2 separate regions of the Mus musculus genome follow, and region 1 is linked to region 2. Evidence: chromatin loops called from intact Hi-C (ENCODE). Cell type or tissue: heart. All regions are shown on one strand.

Evidence for each region. Hi-C counts contacts between places; a loop is a spot of excess contacts. Peaks named below come from ENCODE experiments on the same cell type or tissue, not always from the same donor. Only the 100,000 strongest peaks of a DNase experiment are listed, where the experiment ranks them.
Region 1: it touches region 2 in a loop (3-fold over the local background); 6 of 42 quality-filtered maps call a loop at or near these places.

The regions. Positions count from the first base shown.
Region 1 is chr1:35,383,595-35,388,594 of GRCm38, reverse strand. No RefSeq gene overlaps it. Among named protein-coding and RNA genes, the nearest start is that of Gm25096, 210 kb to the right of the region's middle. In heart, CTCF peaks have their summits at 230 and 3,025 (motif pointing right); a DNase peak (open chromatin) is centred at 2,914.
Region 2 is chr1:36,066,180-36,071,179 of GRCm38, reverse strand. It overlaps Hs6st1 (heparan sulfate 6-O-sulfotransferase 1), which reads right to left and starts at 2,780. Exons shown (of 2, transcript NM_015818.2): 1 at 1,996-2,780. The coding sequence starts at 2,522. Gm39624 (a long non-coding RNA gene) reads left to right here and starts at 4,937. Exons shown (of 3, transcript XR_865341.2): 1 at 4,937-5,000. In heart, a CTCF peak has its summit at 2,213 (motif pointing right); DNase peaks (open chromatin) are centred at 679, 1,839, 2,889 and 3,769; H3K4me3 peaks cover 3,488 bases; H3K27ac peaks cover 3,655 bases.

The sequences.
Region 1 (5,000 bases), 680 kb after region 2:
TTCTCCCATCATGAGACTCCTGGGAAATTTTCAGTTTGGGGGGACTCGTTGTTTCAATGACCTGACAGCCATAGGGAGGTGCACACATGTCTCTCTAGTGTTTCTTCATTCTCACAAGGATGGTTACAGTTTAACCTATAGTGGAGGGAAGGAGCTAAGCTTCCTTGTTAAGATTTTCGTGATTCAGGATGCAGGGTGTGAGGGTGAAGCAGGGATGTAAGCTCAGTGCTGCCCCCTTGCTGTTGCCCTTAGAAGACTACCATCTGGGACTTAGATGAACATGCGTCATCTCGAGAAACTGCTGCCAAAGGGAGAGGGTTCTAGTGAGAAGGCTGTGTGGTGCTGACCAAGCTCTCTGCTCTGGTTTCCAAGACAAAATGGCATTAAAGATGTACGTGCCGCTTTGGAGTCCCTGAAATGCCACAAGCACTTTCCCGTGGTGGTAAACGGTCCTGTCTCTCAGAAGGGGGTCAGTGGAGGCGTCACGGCGAGCATCATTTTCCTGCACTCAAAATATTTGCCAAAGAGCCAGTTCCTTAGAATCACCTGATGAGGTACTTTATGTGGTGGGCGATATTGATTTGTGTTTGGAGATCACCAAGCCCATTGCAGGCCCTAGCACATTCTGACAAAACATGGACATCCAGTTTGAGAGTCCCAGGATGCTAATTTGTAAGCCTGCCAGAATTGTCACTGTGGTGAGAAATGGTGTTAAAATTGCTTTCAACATCTTAATTAGCAAAAGCCTCCCAGAAAAAAAAATACAGTCTCTAGCTCCCCCACCTCCACCTGCTTTCCTTTTCCCTTGTCTCATGTTTTCATTTGTTTCTTATATTTTTGGTTGTGAGCCTAGCCTTTAACGGCTGAGCCATCTCTCCAGCCCTTCATTTGTTTCTTAAGAAGATGTAATCACAGAAAGGATGTAGCATTCAGGGCTACTTAATGTGATACCTATGCACACATGCAATGGGGTCTTTCTATTGTTTGCATTGCTACGCTAAGGATTCACCCTCTGCACCCTGTGTCCATTGATAAACTCTGAGAGTCATGTGACAGAATAGGCCTTTTGGAAGAGAACACTGGGACCCTTTAAGTGCCTGCCTATGTGCGTTTCATGGATGTGTGCATGCATTCCTGATTGTAGAGGTGGATGTTAAAGGGCTAAGAACCTCAACACCTGGTGAGCAGAGGAGCTAGGGCAGGGAGGTTGACGTGAAGAAAACATCTTCTGCAGGAAGTTAGGATCCTGGAAGCTCCTGAGAAGATCAACATGCCAGCCTCCATTGGCATTTACAACCTTGAGACTGCAGGGTAACAGATCTGCAGATGAAACCTTCCGCATAGAAGTTCCCTTTTCTGCACTATAAGACCTCAAGCTTGCAGCACCCGGGCACCGTCTCTAGTGCCCCAGAGGGACCACTGCCCTTCATTGTCCTGATTAAAGGACAGCCTGATTCTGTAGGGTCCCAGCTCCTCTTTGATTTCTGTATCACTTGATCTCTCCTGATGTAACACAGTGTTTGGGGGAGGGAAGAAGAGCCACAGGCAATTGTGATACTGAGGGAGCCTGGAGACCAGCATGCACTATGGCATGCTCACAGGCTCCACCACGGATAGCCATTTGCTCATGTTTCTTGTGGGCCTGATGTCTGTGTGTGCGCAAGTGGAGGTCGGAGGAAATTCTCAGCCTCGTTCCTCAGTAACCAGCTACCCTTGGCTTTTTGTTTTCTTAAGATATCTGAATTTTATCTTATGCATATATGCATATACCTGAGCTAGAAGAAGGTGCCAGATACCCTGGGCTTAGAGCCATAAGCAGCAAACCACCAGATGTGAGTTCTAGGATCTGAAACCATGTCCCCTAGAGAGCACCATCAAAACACCTCTCTTAACCACCAAACCATCTCCCCAGCTTCTGGTTTTGTGATGTTTTGTTTTGTGTGTATTTGAGACGGGAGCTCTCGTTGACCTGAAGCTCACAGAATAGTATAGACTGGCCCAAAAGCCACAGGGAGCTGCCTGTCTCCATCACTCTGCCTTGCTTTTTTACTCGTGGTTCAGGTCCTCAAGTTTGCGAGGTAAGCAGTTTATTCCCCCAGCCTGTGTATATGCATTGTGTCTTCTGAAACTTTGGGATGAGCCTCAGGAGAGGCAGCTAGGTGGTTAAGGGCACTTACTGCACTTGAAGAAGCCCAGGGTTTAATTTTAGGCATCCATATGGTGACTCATAAGTACCTGTAACTTCAGTCCTAGGAGGTTCAATGCCTTCTCAGAATTCTGTAGGCTCTCGTGTAAATGTGTCACACATATGCACACTCGGGCACACACAAATACCCACAAGGTACAATTTGATCACTGATTGAGAAACTGCTTTACAGCTGGATCTCATGGAGGCATTTCCTCAAGGGGGAGGCTCCTTTCTCTGCGATAACTCCAGCTTGTGTCAAGTTGACACACAAAACCAGCCAGTATAGTCACAATCCACAAAATATGAGAGTAGATAAATGAAACAAAATAAACCATTGCACCGTTACTGGCTAGCCTTAGTGCAATCTCAGGAAGAAAATGTGCTTTAACGGGGCACGTTCCTATGCTGGATAACCAGGCTTACGGTTACTGAGTTTATCGGCCAGTATTCAATCACAGAAGGAGAAGCACTGTTCGACACATGGAGCGGAGATTTTTATTAAGAAGCCATTCGTGACTGTAGAAGATAACTAAGTATGTGTAGGGCTTTGACTCTGTGCCTGGGATTGCTTCTGTGCTTCAGATCAGCCAGGTCACCAGACAGAACGGAAGGCTCGAAGTGCCACGGGGGTGGGAAAGGACAAAGGGAACCTATAAATATAGCCGCAACCCGTGAGGGCAATCTGCCATCCCATGAGAATAAGATGGACGGCACACCTATCCCTCACTGTCGCCAACCTTAAGGACATCTGGTGCACTGCCAGAGAATGATTCATGCACCCTCCCAGGGGTCAGAAGAAGCTGAAGCAGGCAATCTGTTACTGCTGTAGGAGCCGTGGACCAGCAGGGGGAGCTAGTGAGGCAGGAGGCTCATTTGCATTCGATAGCAAGTGTTCTGATAGGAACTTCAGAGCACAGCCCCTGTCTGCTATTTCACCTACACCTTCCAAGTCTTACATAATTTTTTTCCCTAGCTAACTCTGACTCAAACCCTCCCAGAAAGGAATTTAGGCAAAGGTAATTATAGGGAAGTTGATTTAGTTCAAGTATCAAGGTTGAGGGCTGCGGGTGTCCAAGGGGCCCTGGGCTGGCAAGGAATCCTACCTCTATAAAAGACAGAAAAATACCCAGAGAGGGACAGCAGCAGCCAGACCTGGAGGGTGACGTGTTTTCCGAATGCGCAGAGAACTTCTCAGACTAAATGATGTTGTGTATAAAAGAAGAAAGTACAGTGGAGGATTCAGAGATACCCCGGTGGTGCTGGAGCAGGTGAGTGTGTGAAGCTGGGGCGGGGTGGGGTTGGGGTATGTGTGTGTTGAGAAAAGACAGCTGAAGCCAAAGAGCCGTGTCAACATCTTTCCCCTTATATCGCCTCATAAGACAGTGAAACTCTAACTCCTGACACTCTGTCAAATGTGGGGTGCATAATCCAGGACTTTGTCCAGCCATCAAAACAGATTTCAAATGAAGGTGGCAGTGCTCGCTAATTCTATGTTAACTTGGCATAAGCTGGAATTACTGGAGAGGAAGGAACCTCTATTGAGAAAACATCTTCATAAGATTGACCTGTTGACAAGACTGTAAGGCATTTACTTAATTAGTGATTGATAGGGGAGAGCCTAAACCATTGTGTGTGGTGCCATCCCTGGGCTGGTGGGCCTGGGTTCTATAAGAAATCAGACTGAGCAAGCCTTGTGAGCAACCAGTAGGTCTCACCCCTCCATGGCCTCTGCATCAGCTTCTGCCTCTCGATTCCAACCCTGCTTGAGTTCCTGTCCTGACTTCCTTTTGTGAGGGTCAGTGCTGGGGAAATATAAGCCAAATCAACCTTTTCCTCCCAAGTTGCTATTCATACAGCAATAGTGACCCTAACTAGGACAGTGCATTAAACAAAACAGATTTGTGGGAGAAGTTCAGAACAGATGTGATGTCTGAGCCCGATAGCAGCCTTTTCAATGTCTGGGCTCTGCAGAGCAGCTGATGCCAGTCCCACAGGAGTGGCAGCTGGTGCTGGTACCCAAAGTTCAGGATGCTACTTCTGCCATCGCCTGCCTCCTGGTCACACCTTAATTAGCCTGAGTGGTACATCACTGTACATGACAGAAAGCCTTTCTTGTCCAGACAACTCTCCTCCTGTCCCACAGCCACAGTCCCAGGCACCCATTTTTTTTTCTTATTACGTATTTTCCTCAATTACATTTCTAATGCTATCTCAAAAGTCCCCCACACACTCCCCCCACTCCCCTACCCACCCATTCCCATTTTTTTGGCCCTGGCGTTCCCCTGTACTGGGGCATATAAAGTTTGCCTGTCCAATGGGCATCTCTTTCCAGTGATGGCCGACTAGGCCATCGTTTGATACATATGCAGCTAGAGTCAAGAGCTCCAGGGTACTGGTTAGTTCATAATGTTGCACCTACAGGGTTGCAGATCTCTTTAGCTCCTTGGATACTTTCTCTAGCTCCTCCATTGGGGGCGCTGTGCTCCATCCAATAGTTGACTGTGAGCATCCACTTCTGTGTTTGCTAGGCCCCGGCCTAGTCTCATAAGAGACAGCTATATCATGATCCTTGCAACAAACACTTGCTAGTGTATGCAATGGTGTCAGCGATTGGAGGCTGATTATGGGATGGATCCCTGGATATGGCAGTCTCTAGATGGTCCATCCTTTTGTCTCAGCTCCAAACTTTGTCTCTGTAACTCCTTCCATGGGTGATTGTTTCCAATTCTAAGAAGGGGCAAAGTGTCCACATTTTGGTCTTCGTTCTTCTTCAGTTTCATGTGTTTAGCAAATTGTATCTTATATCTTGGGT
Region 2 (5,000 bases):
CAGCCATCAGGCAGTCAACCCTGACAGTGACAGGGTCCCTGGGCAGATGGGAGTCAGCTGGGGAACTCAGGGGCAGCCAGGAGTTCAATACATAAAAGTCTCTTAGATTAGTTTGGGGGGCCAGAGGTGGCGGGGGAGGGGAAGTCATTTACCTAGTGCCTTAAACAAATGGAGCACTATGAAGAGAAACCCAGTGTCACCTATTGGGTGGCACAGTTACAAGCTTTGGAACCACGAGCCCTGGGGGCCCCTCCCCACATTGCCCATTGTTGCTGAGTCAGCAAGTCCCGCCCTCCCCTCCCCCAAGGAGGGGGGAATCAGTAGACCACCCTGCATTCTTCATCCCTGGCCCTTACACCCTCTGCAGGCAGTCAAGGCCTGTGAACAGCATCTGGGGCCATGCACCTCCCTGTTCCTTCCATCATGAGCCTCTGATAAACTTCTAGTCAAGGGGCACTGTGGTCCTTCACTCTGTTACAATCTGTGGGCAGTGTGGTCCGTGAGGGGTAGGCTCACCCCGAAGCTCTGGCCTCTCTACAGCTCTAAGAGCAGCATGCATGCAGTTTGCCTAGACCTCCTATGATTAGCATGTCCACTGTTTCAAGCCCCACGTCCTGCTGACAGAGAGGACTTCCCTGGGCCTGCTGGCGTGTGCCCAGCAATGGGCACCCACAGCCTTGACTGGTGGATCAGTGGACAGCTGCTATGGCCAGACCTGGACTCAAGCATAGCATGGCTGAACTATTGGGATGGGTCCTGGAACTGAAACATGTACGTGTGTACGGCAGAGCTTATGTGGACAGGAAGCAGTTTCGAGGGCCTGGAAAGGAGACTCTGGGTCCAGGTTAGGGCCATGGAATACCTCCACTTGGCTTGAGCACTGCTAGGCGTGGGGTGCAGTGTGTGTATCTACCACTCAACTCTAGCAGCCTGTAAAGCATGCAAACAGCTCCAGGTTGGTTGGACCCTAGAGTCCCAACCCCACAGGAGAGCCAGCACCTTCCTGCCCCAAGTGTACCAAGGAAAATAGCGACTTCAGTTAAAATTTGTCCACACCCACTTCCTAGCTCCTCTGTAAGTTCAGTCCTACAGCAAATATGGAAGAGAAACAAAGGCAGGCTAGAAGCCCTAATTCCTGGGGTGGGGTGGGGCGGGTTAGGAAGAAGGTAATCCCAGGAGGATCACTGGGCACCAACAGAAACAGGGCTACAATCTCAACTTTACAAAGTGCTTTCAGAGGGGCTGGCCCTCACTCACATCCCCAGACAAGGAGGAGAGTGATGGGCCTTGCTGGGAGGTCCCTGGCTTTACAAGTAGCTTTGACGGTCTCAGCTATCCCTAACCTGGCCGGTGGATAGATTTCTAGGGAAGTCAGTCCTCAACTGGAGGCTTTTGTTCCACTTCTGTGGCTGGGGAGGCCAGGTAGTGCTGCCTTCTCTCCGACTTCAGTCTGGGTCACACGGGCCTTTGTTCTACCTGCACACACCGGCAGGCAGAGCCCACCCCTTTCCTGGCAGCTCCTCCCCAGGCTGGCAGGCACCGGAGGGCCTGGAGATACCACAGGTGCACAGGAAGAGGAACCGCATTTCTCTTGCTCCACTTTTAGTACTAGACGGGTACGGGCTACACATGCACACAGAGACACACCTGTTTTTCTGCCTCTAGAGCCAAGCCTGGACCTCTAGTCCCCGAGGTTTATCTCTCAGGCTAGCCCGCAGTGCATAGCAGGTAGGGTGGACAGAGAGCAGCGGGCAGTGACCCAGGAGGAAGTCTGGGCACTGCGCAGACAGGCCAGTGGCGAGGAGAGGCACGGAACAGAGGGTGAAAAGAGGGATCAGAGGTCAGGAGTGGCAGGTGTAGGGAAGGATGAGATGGGAATCCTGGGATCCCGCAGACTGGAAGGGGCCCCAAGAGAGGAGAGGGCAGATCTGGCCCGGGGCTTAGGGGTACCCCCCCCCCCCCCCGCCATCACACTTTCCCGCAGCGGGCGCTCACCTGGGCGAACGCAGACCTGCTGGGTCGCGGCGGTCTAGCACACCGGGCACACAGTTGGTGAGTTCGGTCCAGTCAGCGTGCAGCCCGCAGCTCCAGCCCGTGGAGAAGCGAGAGAAGAGCCAGGTCTCGCGGCGATTGGGCCGATAGCAGGTGCACTTCTTCTGGCCCGGGCGACAGTCGCAGGGCACCTCGAGGCGCACGTTCTGCACTAGGTGGCGGCCGAAGGTGGTGCCGCCGGTCTTCTGGATGTGCAGGAAGACGATCACGTCGTCGCCCTTCATGTCGAAGCGCAGCGAGCGCTCCAGCTCGCGCACCGGGAAGTAGTACTTTTTCTCGTAATGTGGGTCCGGCGTGGGGAAGAGATCCAGGTCGTCGGGGGGCACGCGGCCACCGGGCGCGCCCAGACTCAGCCCCGGGCCCGCGTACTGGTAAAGGATGAGCATGAAGCACGCCGAGCCCGCCACCACCAGCACGAACTTGCTGGCGCGCTCAACCATGGTCCTGCCGCCGGCGCGCCGCCGCCGCATGTGTCACCATCGCCAGCGGCCCGGGCGCCGGGCCTGGGAGGGCGGGGGGCGCAGCTGCTCCGCCACCGCCGCCGCCACCGCCGCCCGCGCTCCGGCCCGGCCCGGCTACTCGGCGCCCAGGCTGTGCGCAGCGTCGCGGGCCCCGGGCCTCGGCGGCGCCGTGGCTGCTCCCCGCCCCGATCCCGGCTCGGCTAGCGTACAGCCCGGCCCCCGCCACAGCGCCCCGCAGCCGCGCGCGCCCGCACCCGCCCGCAAAGCTCAGCGCCGAGAACGCTCTGCACCGCCCCGTGCGCCGCCGCGTCTCCGCAGTTCGTCGCGGCTCCGCCCCGGCCCGCCCCTGGCCCGCCCTCGCGGCGCCTCTTGCTGTCGCCGCCCGCTCCGATCCTCCGCTCCGCCTCTGGAGCGCCCTGGGGGAGGGGCGGGGCCGGAGGAGGCCCAGGCACAGGCCAGAGCTGGGCGACGGGTCGCGTGTCTCTCACACTGTCAACGCCGGTCGCTACGGAAAGGGCATTGGATCCAGCTCGCAGACCTGTGGGTGGCGACTGGGTTGTCCCGAGCCTACGAGTGGGTGGCTCTTTTGGGCATTGGTCCTGGGTTTGGGAGCCCGAGTTTTTTCACCTTCTCTGGTTATGGTAGTTTGTGTTACCTGCGCTCTCTGTCTCCCACGGGAATACGGAGGCTTTGACCTTCACATTGAAGGATAGGAAGTTCCAAGTTCGAGAGCGCTGGGAGTCGGGACCACCAGGTGGTTTAGGACTACCAGTAAGGGTGGGGAAGGAAGAGAGACGTTAAGGGCATGGATCCGGCTCTTACGTGGATATCACCAGTCCCCTGGAGGCACTGGGACAATGACCCAAAGCCCTCAGTTGAAGATAAACCGAAATGTGTGCAGAGACCAGAGGACAAGCTTTATTTGTCCCTCTCGCCCAGTGTGCCCTGTTTTGATCCTGGTCATACTCAAACAAACAAACAAACAAACAAAATAGTGAACCAACATTAGAAAAAAATTAAAATTCCAACCTTCGTGATTTTTTTTTTTTTTACATTGGCAGCAGTATCTGCAGCCTTGATTGGTGCTCTGCCTGTAGTGGAGGGTCGCCTGGGCCCTAGGCTGCAAGTTGGAGGCTCTAGTAGTAATCTATGCAGCCTATAACATGTGGAAGGTCCCGTCGCCCATGTTGTACTCTGTACTGGGCCCCTAGCTATACTTAGGCGGCCAGAACAACTGGAGGTGGGGAGTGAAATGACCTGTGCAGAGTTCCACAGCCTAGGGTAGCTGGGAGGGGCTTGGGTGTTTGGATTCAGGCCAGAGTGGCCTCTGGGAGGTGCTCCCACTGCCAGGCCAGGCTCAGGTGCCCACAGCAAGTACCCCTGGGTAGTGCCCTGGATCTGTCCTGCTAAGGGGTGGGTCAAAAAGTGGAGAGAAGGGGAGGGGGTGGCAATAGTGGTCCAAAGCATTGACTGCAAGTTAAAAAAAAAAAAAAAAGACTTGAAAAAAAAGAGCAGCTGGGCAGTGGTGGTGCATGCCTGTAATTCCAGCACTTGGGAGGCAGAGGCAGGCGGATTTCTTAAGTTCGAGGCCAGCCTGGTGTACAGAGAGAGTTCCAGGACAGTCAGGGCTACACAGAGAAACCCTGTCTTGAACCCCCACCCCACCCCACATACACACACAAATAAGAGCTAAGAGGAAAGCCCTCCCAAACGGTGAGATCAGGAGAGAATGCAGACACACTTATATCCAACTTGTCAGGAATGTGAAGAAACTGGGCTCAGCTGGTAAAGTGCTTGCTGTGCATGACTCAGGACCTGGGTTCGGTACCCAGAACCCAGGTATAAAATGCCAGGGATACTTGGCCTGTGTTTGCAAGCCCAGGACTGCTGGGGAAGAAGAGATAGGCAGATCCCTGGGGCTTGCAAGCCAGCCAGTCTAGCCTATAAGGCAGCAGGTTAATGTGAGACACTGTCTCAGAAACTAAGGTGTACCTCTCAAAGGACAATATCCAATATCCAAGGTTGTCCATTGTCCTCTGTCCTACACACACACACACACACACACACACACACACACACACACAGAGAGAGAGAGAGAGAGAGAGAGAGAGAGAGAGGACATGTTTTGCAGGCAGATTGCAGAAGTTACCACTATGGTCAGACCGCCACATGGCCCTGAACACACTACATAATGACCTAGAACCAGGGCAACAGGTGTCCTTGGTGACACCCAGGGCCTTTTGCCCCTGGCCCAGAGAAACCCAAGGGCAGTCTGTTTGGTAATGATTTATTCTGGTTAGGTATGGCGACACAGCAGTGTGCTGAGGGCGCTCCCTTTAGAAGTTGACCAGGGCGGCATTCCAGCATGGGATTTGGATGACAGCAATCCAGATTTACACAGCATTGCTGCCAGCTAACCCATCTGATGGTTCTGCTCAGATGCTAAGGATCTACCAAGAGGTCAATCCCAAACAGAGTTGTTCCAGT